2 separate regions of the Mus musculus genome follow, and region 2 is linked to region 1. A link is a contact called in ENCODE Hi-C or POLR2A ChIA-PET data. All regions are on one chromosome and are shown on one strand. The core of a region is the stretch at or near the end of the contact, and the rest is flanking DNA. Distances in the headings are between cores, read along the strand shown. Region 1 overlaps Lpin1 (lipin 1). Region 2 has its middle 30 kb from the start of Lpin1.

The links. A loop is a pair of places that touch in the nucleus more often than their neighbours do. ChIA-PET counts read pairs that join two places held with the same protein, here RNA polymerase II (POLR2A).
Region 2: a map of heart shows a loop between it and region 1 (2.0-fold over the local background). The contact joins two enhancer-like sites. A Hi-C loop is called at or near these places in 3 of 37 maps with a recorded cell type or tissue (all heart). POLR2A ChIA-PET finds 5 or more read pairs at or near these places in 1 of 5 experiments (embryonic stem cell).

Annotation. Positions count from the first base shown.
Region 1 is chr12:16,582,249-16,588,813 of GRCm38, forward strand. The region is part of intron 1 of Lpin1 (lipin 1); the gene reads right to left. Among named protein-coding and RNA genes, the nearest start is that of Lpin1, 4.2 kb to the right of the region's middle. Within about 2 kb of position 1,928, at least 1 of the 3 ENCODE cell types and tissues checked has a DNase peak (open chromatin) inside an H3K27ac peak, as active enhancers do.
Region 2 is chr12:16,617,240-16,623,167 of GRCm38, forward strand. It overlaps a transcript of Lpin1 not described here. Among named protein-coding and RNA genes, the nearest start is that of Lpin1, 30 kb to the left of the region's middle. Within about 2 kb of position 1,852, at least 1 of the 3 ENCODE cell types and tissues checked has a DNase peak (open chromatin) inside an H3K27ac peak, as active enhancers do.

The DNA.
Region 1 (6,565 bases), core at 678-3,177:
CTGTACTGCATTCTGACACTGAATGCTAGCCAACAGGGAGATGATGGCTTCTATCAGTCTCTGTCCAATCCCTGCCTGCCCACCTATTCTCTGACAACTGCAGGGGACACATATGCTAGGGAGCTTGCCCAACCAGCCAGCCAACCACCATCCTCAGCAAACCTTTGGAACTTCTACCCTACTGGGCCTGGCACTATGCTTGTACAAAAGACAGGGTTAGAGAACAGATTCTCCTATAACCAAAGTATCAGTCCGTGATAGCACATCCCTGCAATCTCAGCACACGGAAGGTGGAGACAGGAGGACAGCGATTTCATGTAGCAATCCTGTGCTACGTGAGATCCTGCCTCAGAAAATAAAACAGGAGATGCAGAATTCCCCCAAAGACCCGCAATTTAAAAAGCATGATGTCGCAACCCTCACATTCTTCCACAGAATGCCACCCTCCACATTACACTTAAGATTTTAACCTTTGCTGAGTCTAGCAAAAGAGAAAGTCTCAACTCTCCAGTCCTGTGGGATCATTTTTAGGGGCATTTTTTCCTCACAATATCTGTCCTATATCCAATCTCACATCCCTGTGCCTCGCTCAATAGCCCTGTAGGTAGAAGGCCTGCCACAGGAAGAAACAGGAAGGTACATTCAAGCATCCCAAAGCAGATACTCGTGATCACAGGCTTGGGGCCACGCTGTCAGACCAGAGGCAGGCTCACTAGAAGCAGACCCTAGTCTGGTCCAGTCAAGCCCTCTTGTGACGTCCACCACAGCATCCCCTAATTCTACCCTGCTCCTGCTGGGGCTGGGCTTATCACTGAGCAACAGACCAAGGTCTTGGGCAAGGAAGCCCCAGCCCAGGCCAGCTCAGCTAAGACCGACTTTGAAATTTTCCACAACGTGGAGCAAACACAGCTCTTGCCGCAAAGAGAGTCCAAGATGGTTTATTATAGAGCGGCTGCAAGTGAGCACGCACTGACAACACAAGTTCCCCTGAGTCCTGTGTTCCACTGCCAAACAGTTGCATGAGACTGTAGCAGTCACAGGACACAGATGTCATGCATAAAGATGTCTGCCTGATCATTGATTGAGACCATATAAGCAGGGGGCAATGAAGACAGAAAACTCTGCTGCCAGGTTTGAAGTGTTATACAATGAGATCCTTAACTTCTGAACTGGTAGAAGCCAGTGCAAGAATATGATCGCAAGGTATTGATAGTCAAAAGGAAGTTACATCAGTGTGGTGGTTTGAATGAGCACCCTCCCCCACAGTATTGGGCATTTGAATATCTGGTCCCCAGTTGGTGGCACTGTCTTGAAGAGGCTGGGGTGATGTAGCCATTACTGGGGGTGGGCTGTGAGATTTAAAAGACTCCCTAGGCCTGTCCAATCAGTGAGTTCTGGGTTCGGTGAGAGTCCTGACCTCAGTATGATCAGGAGAGAGAAGAAGACACCCAATGCCCACTCGTGGGCTCTACCTACATTGTCTTAGTTAGGGTTTTACTGCTGTGAACAGACACTGTGACCAAGGCAACTCTTATAAGGAAGTACCATAAATTCATATTCATAAAGTTCAGCCAGTGGGTACAGTGTTTGTCTGGCATGCACAAAGCCATGGTTCAGTCCCCAGCACTGTATAAACCAGGTACAGTGCTGCAGCCTGCAGTCCCAGTCAGAAATCAGGAAAATCAGAAAATCAGAAATTCAAAGTCATCTGAGGTTTGAGGCCAGCCAAGACTACATGAGACCCTGCCTCAAAAAAAAAAAAAAAAAAAAGACTTTAAGTGCCAGGGACAAGTCCTCCCTAGGAGGCATGTGACGCACAATGACCTTTAGCAAACCACAGTGGGCTGAAATCAGGCAAGGCGGGTGTGGGCAGGGCCCTTCCTTCTTTGCCCCTGCCCACACTAGGCTCTCTTCTAAATACGCCCCGTGCAACTTTCTCTTTAAATGTTCTATACAATCAAACCACTAGACTTAAAGTCCCAAATTTCACTTCCTCCAGCTGCGCTGGCACTGAAAAGCTCTCGAGGAAGTGGGTAATTCCTTTAGCCTGTAGATAAGCAGCCAGACTAAACCTCCCCAGGCCGAGGGCCTCCCACGGGCTGGGCCGTAATCCCATTATGGCTGAGGTGTTTCAGCCTTTCTGAAAGCACTTGAGGAGGCAGAAAAGGGGAGAGGTTTGATTTGCGAAAGAAAGCAGATGGACTAGTCCCTCAGAAGGAAGTTCAGAGGAGCCGGAAGAGAACCAAGCCCAATGCTCACCTGTTTCCAATGGGCCTGCGTGAAGACACTGACCGGACTACTTTAAAGTCTGCTGGGGTTTATCTTCAAGTTTGGCAAGATGTTGCGCCTGGCAGGGATTTACATGCTGGAGACACAAGTCCAGGGCCCTGGCTCCAATGTGTTCTGAAGGAGAATTTCACCAAGTCTTACAGACTCCTCTGACAAGCCTGGAATTCTCTATACCAGTTGTTCTCAACCTTCCCAATGCTGTGACCCTTTAAGACAGTTCCTCTTGCTGTGATGACCCCCAACCTTAAAATTATTTTCATTGCTACTTCATAACTGTAATTTGCTACTATTATGGATTGTAATGTAAATATCTGATGTGTAGGATACCTGAGGTGCAACCCCTATGAAAGAGCTGAGACCCCCAGGTTGAGAATCGATGCTCTGGCATAAGCCAGGGCCTCAGGGAACTCTGCAGTCACAAAATACACAGATTTTTTTTTTCTTTAATGCTTCTCAGTTGGCATTCTGAACCAACACTAAGTTCTCTGAAATGCCATCTCTAGGTAAGATCTTCCTAGATAAATGTGGAGCTCATATTGGAAGGAAGCCCAACTTCAAGGCCCCAACCTGGAACTGGAGGCCACGTGCCTCCCTCATCAAGTGTGGCATTCTACAAGGGCTTGGCACAGCCACCACCCCAGCCTCAGACTGTCCCAGACACAGCCTCTGGACACCATCAAGAAGTGTCACAAGTCTCGTGACTCCTCAACTAGTTAGGATATTAGAAAAGTCTACACTTAGTCCAAACGCTGCATCTGTATCTGCCCCTCTCTCTATCTCTATTCTCTATCTCTATCTGCCAGAATTCAAAATCCTTGCCATAGCTCTCCTCTCCGCACACACTCTGTTAATGCCGTTCCACCACCTGGAATATTAAGGTCATGTGAGGGTGGCCTCAGGTCAGTCCTACTGTAAACTTGTCACAATCACCTAAGGGACTCATAAGACAGTTAAAAGACTCCAGGACAACCATGCAAGAGTAGTCACTAACCCAGACTCCCACATATATGCAAGTCAAGAGAGAGATGGCTCAGTCCATAAAGTACCTGTCTCAAATCACGACAACCCCAGCTTAAACCCAGCATAAAAGGCTGGCACAGCCCACTGGGGAGGAACCGAGAGGAAACAGTGAGATCCATAGGACGTCCCAGGGCAGTGAATCCAACTCAATCAGTAGCAACAAGTTCAGTTAAGAGACCCTAGCTCAAAAGGTAAAGTCCCTGTGTTTGTGCACATGTATACACCCACCCACACACAAACTTTAATGCATGCATATGTACCTGCCCACGCACACATACACATCTGAACACACACATTCGCTGCCCAGGCACACATCTGCATACACAAATATACCCACCAGTGTGCACACATACCCACACACAGAGATACACCCACTTGCACACACACACACAGACCCTTGCACACACATGCACAAAATGAATAATTTTTAAGGCCTTACAGAAGGCCCCGAACAAAAACATTCCATAAATACCCCAATAGTGAGAGTAGACTCACTCAGTGCTCCAGTCATTAACGGGACAAAGTCCCAGAAAGAACTACCCGACTGACACATACTAGCAAACCCCAGCAACTCCTTACCAAGAATTGATTCTACAGATCATGTTCTTAGAGTGTGTGTGTACACACAGGGACATGCGTGCACATGCCACAGCATGTGTGTGGACCTCAGAGGACAACTAGTGGGAATCAGTTCTTTCTTTCCACAGAACTAGCAAGAGTTCGTTCTTTCTTTCCATGAATGTGGGTTCCAGAAATCGGACTCAAGTGAGCCTGTTTGGCAGCCGGCACCTTTACCTGCTGAGCCATCTCACCAGGCCCCAGAAACAACAGGATCTTTGTGAGTAGCAGTGATCACAGACTTGACTGTGATGGGGAAAAGCAGAAATCACTTAGAGACCTGTAAGGCCCTGGATTAATAAATTATGGACCATCCACATTATATATGGAACAGTATGCATCTACTAAGAGTGGAAGGAAGTTGTATGCTCCATAAATATCCACACTCCCAGGGCTGCAGTCAATCGGGTGCACAGGAGACTTTGACTTTTCTATAGACACAAGTATCGCTTTCACATCAGTTGTTAGTGGGGAGTCTGAGAACTCCTGTACACTTGGCCTCAGGGTTGTCATGTCAAAGAAAACTACTCAGCAGAAAAGGGACGTGAAGCAGCTGTCAAAATGGCTCACCAGACAAAGCTACCTGCTGGCAAACCTAAGGACCTGGGTTCAAGCCCTGCAGCCCACTGGCATAAAGGCAGGGGCAGAGAAAAGATTCTATGAAGTTGTCCTCTGTCCTCCACACTCATGCTGTGACATGCTTAAGCTCTCTCTCTCTCTCTCTCTCTCTCTGTCTGCCTCTCTCTTTCTCTCTCTCTCTCTCTCACACACACACACACACACACAGACACACACAAGCTGCGACGTGCATAATCACACACACACACTGATTTCTGAATACTGCTTTTAACAAGGTTCTCATTAGCCTTCATTTTAAAAGAAAGGAAGCCCCAGTAGCAGGGACAACTAGGATCTGATCCCTGCTCTGGGGCTGGAAGGTCTTCTAAGTGACATAAGACTTGTCAGAACTGAGCTCTGGCAACAAGTGGGTATCATAATCCCAGGTAATGAGTGTCCTCAGGTCCCTGCCAAGAAGCACCCAGGGCCTGGCCAGCAGGAGAGAGACACATAGAAGACCCAGTGTGGCCCCTGTACTCTGTGACATTGCCTTGGGTTAGGACTTAGAACCTTACCAGCTCTTAACTATTAGCTCCCTTGCAGAGCTCAGGATCTTTGCTCTCCTTGGAAGCCCCAGTGTCTTTTCACACACTTGTGAGGGCCCTCTGTCCAGATACACAGCTTGGTCTAGAAGACTCTGCCCCTGGGACCTTTGTACATTGCTGTACTTCCCTGCAATCCTGCCTCGGTCGTTAGCAATGGTCACATATCCCCTGCGTTTCCAAGAGAATTGTGGCTCCATTCTGAGCCTGTAGGGTGGGTGATTCAAACAGCACCCACCACCCAGAGGTACTGGGAAGGAGCCTACGAATGGTCTTTCCTCAGTCTACATCCCAGGGAAAGCCTGGGTACTGACCCAACGGTAACAAGCAGCTCCAAAAAATACCGTACTAAGTCTCCTGTAGCAGAGTACTTCATGTGTGTTTAAAGTATGAAGGCTGTACCTACACACACACACACACACACACACACACACACACACACACACACACACACACACATGCAGAGCAGGGGACAGACACTACTGAATCAGATAAATACTGAGATATTGCAAGGATATATTCATGTTTCACAATAAACATAGTTTGAGGCAGGCAGAGTATGGTGGCACACACCCGTGATTCTAGCACCAAGAAGGCTGAGGCAGGATGACCTTGAGTTCCAGACTAGTCTGGGCAAGACAGTCAGGTCAAGAGGACAGCTCCAAGTTCACGTACAAAGACGTCCAAGTGCAGCCAATTCACCCACCAGCCTGCACCACTCCCTTCTGTTTGATTTTCAAAAGGCTCCAGAAACCAAGAACACCAACCCCATACCTAGCTATTCTGAAACAAGATACCTGTGCCCCTAAGCATTCCCACCCGCGTGCTTTTCAAATCAATTTATACCTTTATTGGTCCCTTACAGACCCTGAACCTAAGAGAGAAAAGACACACAAAAAAATGGATTCACAATCTAAGGTGGGGAAAGGGTGTGCCAAGTTATGGACCAGGGGCTAGCCTTGGGTAGCCAGGACCAGCCTAGCCCTATAAAGGGACCTCAGTGGTACCCTGGGCTGCCCCATCAGGGTGTAACAATCCGAAGTTGTAACAACCTGGAGCCTCTCGGTTCATCAGTCTAGTAAACAAAGGGTGGCCTTTCCCTCACTCTAGATAGGGAGGCTCCCAAGTGATGTCTCTGGCCCATGGATTTCCAGCTATCAGTAGTCAGTTGTCTTGCCATCTCCTGACCTTTCCCTCTCTTTAGCCTGAAGCACTGAGAGCAATAGATAAGCAAAGACCCACCCCAGCCTCCCCAGCAGACAGCACCCCACACAGAACAGCAACCAAGGATCCTATCTCCTTCATCTGAACCCCAACTTATCACCCAGGCAACAAGACTGGGCATGTTGTCCCTTTCAATAAAGTGACAAGCATCATAAGAACATTGCTGACTGCCACCTAAAAAGGGTAGAAATCACGTGAGGTGGGACAGCCACCAAGACAAAACCAAGCTCAGCCCCAGGCTTCCCAATCCAACC
Region 2 (5,928 bases), core at 602-3,101, 35 kb after region 1:
TTATATATTGATTATGCATAATGGGTTTCATTGTGATGTTTCCATACATGTAGATAGCGTGTTCTGATGCTCTTCACCCCAGATCATTAGTCTCTCTTGTGTTCCTTCTCCTGCTGATTCTCTTTCTCTTTCCATCCAGTCTTCCTTTGACCTTCATGTCTTATTTTTAATCATCCAAAGAGTTTCATACTTACAGGAGCATAGGTTGGGGTTGTGTGCAGGAACATGGGTGGGGGGTGTTGATCACAGGAACACGGAGACCTCGCCAGCAGTCATCACTTGTCTATGAATCCTCAGGGAGAGTTGGGATTGCATAATGTGATGGTTTGCATATACTTGGCTCATAGAGTGACACTATTCTAGAAGGTGTGGCCCTATTGGAGAAGGCATGTCACTGTGGGTATGGTCTTTAATACATTCATCCTAGTTGCCTAGAAGCCAGTATTCTGCTAACAGCCTTCAGATGAAGATGTAGAATTCTCAGCTTCTCCTGCACCATGCCTGCCTGGATGCTGCCATGTTCCTGCCTTGATGATACGCACGCCTTTAACCCCAGCACTTGAGAGGCAGAGACATGTGGATTTCTGAGTTCGAGGCCAACCTAGTCTACAGAGTGAGTTCCAGGACAGCCAGGGATACACAGAGAAACCCTGTCTCGAAAAAACCAAAAAAACAAAACAAAAAAAAAAAACCACAACAAACAAAAAGAGTTGCCTTGGTCATGGTGTCTGTTCACAGCAGTAAAACCCTAACTAAGACATGTGAGTCCCTCATCCCCCTTCATGACACTCATCATACCCAAAACTCAGCACCTCCCACTACTCCCCAACTACTTCCTCCTGTTTGTACATTTCTTTTCAGAAACAGTCTCATTATATAATATAGGCTGACCTTGAACTCGCAGAGACCTGATAGATGGGATTAAAAGCATGCACTACTATGCCCAGCCCACTTCTGACTTTTTAAAACATTTAACTCTTTAGGTCTGGGTGCCACCACTCTGCTACAGCAGTGTCTGGAGGTCAGCAGGGTCCTTGCAGGACTCAGTTCTCTCTGTTCCCTACTCGAGCTCCAGGAATTCAATTCAATGGCCTCTCTGACATTTTTTTTCTGCCCCTTCTTCTGCAATGCCCCCCGCCAAGCCTTGGAGGAGGTGATATAGGTGCCCCATTTAGGGATAGCATTCACAGTCACTTCTTCTCCACGCTGTGACTGGTTCTGAGTCCTGCAGTAACCACTACCCCCCCAAAAAAAAGTGTTTGTGACGAAAGCTGAGAAAAGTTCTAACCTATGGACATAAACATAGTTGTTTAGAAGGCAAGTTTGCCAGGCACACTGTGTCCAGTTAGCAAAACATCAGAGGCTTCCCCATATGCAAGCCAGCAAGTGTTGGAGCAGCATGTTCCAGAAGAGTAAACAGCCAGAAGAGAACATGTACAAAGGAGCAGGAAGACAGGCTGGACTGGGTGCTTCTGTGAACTGACCTGCGTGTACCTGGAAGGTGACAGGGACAGTGACTTAGCCTGTCTTGGACTAGAAAGTCTGTCTTGTCTGTACGGACAGTTTTGACCTCTGTGTGATTTCTATCCTCCACCCCGTGGTGTGTGTGTGTGTGTGTGTGTGTGTGTGTGTGTGTGTGTGTGTGTGTGTGTGTGTGTGTGTGTATTTATAGCAAACTGACACTCTTCTCTGAGCGAAATTGATCCCACGGCTCACTCACCCGTCTGGCTATTTACGAAAGGCACCATGCAGACTCCACGTGTTTGCACACGCAAATGCTTCTGTGTAGGGTCAGGTTGCCTGGGAAACGGGCCAACCCTAGGATCCAGAGCTGACAGGCAGCTATTCCAGCCTCACTGGCCTCCCTGAAGTTCTGGCCTCCAAGACTGGAGGCAAGCCAAAGAGCACTGGCTCAGAGCCACCCCTACTCCAGTCGTCCCCCACCCCCACCCCGCAGCAGGGAAACATTCCCAGAGGGACCTGAGGGAAGAGGAGGCTCTCACTGCAGCCTTCCACCTAGCCATCCATAAACCCTGTGGGCTTTCTGTTGCACACTGTCTTTTCCTTGCCAAGCTATGCCAAGGAGGGCAAGGTTTGTGTCTCTCTAGACTCCAAGTGGCAGCTTTAACCATGCCTTCTTTAAATTTATTTATTTTGGGGTTCTTTGAGATAGGGTTTTGCTATGCAACCCAGCTGTAGTGAAACTTGAAGCAATTCTCCTGCCTCAGCCTCCAAAGTGCTAGGATTACAGACAGGTACCACCATGCTCTTGGAAATCTTACATGCCATGTGTTTCCATCTATTTGAAAGGCTTGGGGGTTTTGAGGTACCGGGGACAGAAGGCAGGGTCTCATGTATGCTAGACACATATGCTGTCGCTGAGCACCAGTCTCAGCTTCCTGTCTTCTTATATTATACTAGGGACAGATGGCAAGGTCTCACACATGCGCCACCATTGAGCTGCATTCTCGCTCACACATGCTAGACACATGTGCACCACTGAGCTGCATCCTCAGCTCTCTTGTCGTCTTACATTTTGCTGCACTGATGTCCTCTCAGGACTGGCCTTGTCTGCAAGGCAAAGCGAACCTTGCCTCCAACTGCAATGTCTCTGGGCTCTCATGACCTTGAGCCTCCAACCAAATGTCTGTCCTTTTCACCTCAGGACTGTCACCACACAATAAGGCCAGCTCCTCTGTTCCAGATGATGCAGGCTGGCTGGTCCTAGCCTGAGTGTCCCACCTTATTCCCTCTTTCCTATAGAAACCCCATCTGGCTTGCATTACCTGGCTTGCAATGCCTCCTAGACAGCCCCTGTTTCCCTATATGATCTCCTAGGCCTCCTGCTTCCTAGGGTGACACCACACTGTCTGTTCATGACACTCATTTATACGTCTGCACTCCTAACACACCTTAAAGAAAATTCTGAATACCTTTAAAATCTCTGGCTCTCTGGAGCCTGTGACTAGCTGGAACTCAGTGGAGACAAGCAAAATGACATTGGTGTACTGACAACCAGACACTGCACAGGCTAGTTCAGCAAGGCAACGTGGGTGATGGACTAGACCAATAGACTTCTGCCAGCCAGAACAAACAAGTCATCCCTGGGTTCCCCTACCCCAAGAAGTGATGTCGCCAGCTTGATGCAATTCAGAAGACTGCGGTTTGACCAGCAGAGCTCAACACTGACCTATCACCCACACTTGCTTCTCTGCTGTAAGAGAGATGATGACACACAGTTAATGCAAGAATTAAATGACAGCAACTATGGGGAAATTAGTCCAGAAAACCAGAATGCTGTCTGAATTCAACAACTATCAGACTTTCATTGTTTGGCTGTTACTGTTTAGAATATCACTACATAGCAACAGGACAGGGCAGTAACTCTTTGGTATGACAGTCCCCCAGTATGGGCCACCTGGGTCCTGTGCTGGGGACAAACCTAAGAGCTTGTGGCAGTCTGAGCACAGGGCCTGGAGACTGGTTTGGTCAAGTCCAGCCTCACATGTACTGGGAGCCACGCCTGTGCTAAGTGCTGAGCTCATGAGATGATTTCTATGAGGATGGAGACAGGATACTGGGACTACTCATGGGAAACAGGGAGGAAGCGCAGACGCTGGTGTCCGTAATTTAGCATGATGTGTGTCTTAGAGAAAGAAGGGATTTTTCTTTGATAACTGTAGGGGAAGGGGAGAGAAGACAACCCAGGAGGATAAGATGACCCAGGGAGCAAAGTCAAGAAACTTAGCAGGGGAGTCTTGAGTTGTGAGGAGTGAGACTACAGCTCAAGGCCTGGGGAGAATGAATTGAGGAAGAGAAGAAATTTGAGCACCCAGGAAGAGAAACTAGGAAGAGACTGAATGACTTAGAGCATCAAAGAAGTGTTTTGTCCACAGTAGAGTCAGTGAAACTCCAGCCATAGCCAGAGAGGAGCCAGGAAAGAAAGATGAGCTCCAGTCCAGAGTCTTCATCTGTCAGTGAGTGTCAGCCACAGTCCTTACTCTGCACCAGGGACGTCACAGCCTTGTGTCACTCTTAAGCCTGCCACTTCTAGAAGCCAAGTCTCAAAGCAGCTTTATGCTACCTTCCCAAGTTTGCACATGGTAGGTACACTGCCCCAAAGCAGACTGAAACACCTGCCCCAAACACCTTACTCCCCCAGACTCTGACTCCTGAGAGGCCCATGGGGTAGGCAGCTGTAGAAGAAAGGGAGAAGCCATCATCACACGAACCAGGGCCATGGAACATGTGATGCTGGGTGTTGTATCCCTGATCAAGGTTGGTCTAGCCCTCCAAGCTCCTAGTATTTTGAGCGTTTTTTGTAGCAGGACAGACTTGAGGCTGTACCTGGCTAAGAGTGTGATCTTGGGCACCAGGTGAGCATGCACCTGGTGATGGACAGTGATCCCTGCACTGAAGTGAGCCTGACAAACGGAGCCCATTGGCTTGCACCTGCAGCAAGCAAGGCAGGGAGATGGCGCCAGAAACATAAACTCCTCCTACTAGACTAGCCAGGTGCCACTCCACTGAACTCATCTAATTGTCTAAGCATTGAGAGCATCTCCATTGTGGTATTTCTGTTTTGTTTGTTTCCATTTTAGTGAAACAATGTCAGAAACGCTGGCTCATTTCCCCCAGGTCAGCTAGTCTCATCCTTGGCTCCCATCTCACTCTTCCCAGAGCTCCTGCAGGTGGATATAGTCTTTCCCTATTCTGCCCACCCCCTCCCTCCACTAATCCCGGAGCTCACCAAAGGCAACCCCAGCCTCATCCTCCCTGTTCTTTATAACAAGGTACATGCTGCAATCACTTGGTGACCCTTGACTCACGACCTTGACGTATAGAAGGCAGGGGTGACATCACTACGCTGATGGACAGAAGTCACCTCATTTAGACCTTCCCAGCATGTGTGATGTCAATGCCACCAGCTATGTCACAGGCTTGAAGAGTGGGAAAGATGTTCTGATAACTTTGTGACCACCAGGAAGGGGTGTATGATGGTTTGTATATCCTTGGACCAGGGAGTGGCACCATCTGGAGGTGTGGCCTTGTTGGAATAGGTGTGACCTGGTTGGAATGGGTGTGCCACTGTGGGTGTAGGCAAAAGATCCTCACCCTAGTTGCCTGGAAGTCAGTCTTCCACTAGCCACCTTTGAATGAAGACGTAGAACTCTCAGCTCCTCCTGTGCCATGCCTGCCTGGATACTGCCATTCTCCCACCTTGAAGATAATGGACTGAACCTCTGAACTTGTAAGCCAGCCTCAATTAAATGTTGTTTTTATAAGACTTGCCTTGGACATGGTGTCTGTTCACAGCAGTAAAACCCTAACTAAGACAGGGTGGGAAGATGAGACTTCACTCCCTATTCTGCCATTTGCTCCCAGGTGTCTCAAGGACTCCATACCCCTCATGACGTCACCGATCCAGTACAGCGTGTGGGCAAAGCTTGAGGACTTCTTAGAAGGTTGGGACTCACCCAACCCCATTAATTTTTTTTTCTTTCCATTTTTTATTAGGTATTTAGCTCATTTACATTTCCAATGCTATACCAAAAGTCCCCCATACCCACCCACCCCCACTCCCCTACCCGCCCACTCCCCCTTTTTGGCCCTGGCGTTCCCCTGTTCTGGGGCATATAAAGTTTGTGTGTCCAATGGGCCTCTCTTTCCAGTGATGGCCGACTAGGCCATCTTTTGATACATATGCAGCTAGAGTCAAGAGCTCCGGGGTACTGGTTAGTTCATAATGTTGATCCACCTATAGGGTTGCAGATCCCTTTAGCTCCTTGGGTACTTTCTCTAGCTCCTCCATTGGGAGCCCTGTAATCCATCCATTAGCTGACTGTGGGCATCCACTTCTGTGTTTGCTAGGCCCCGGCATAGTCTCACAAGAGACAGCTACATCTGGGTCCTTTCGATAAAATCTTG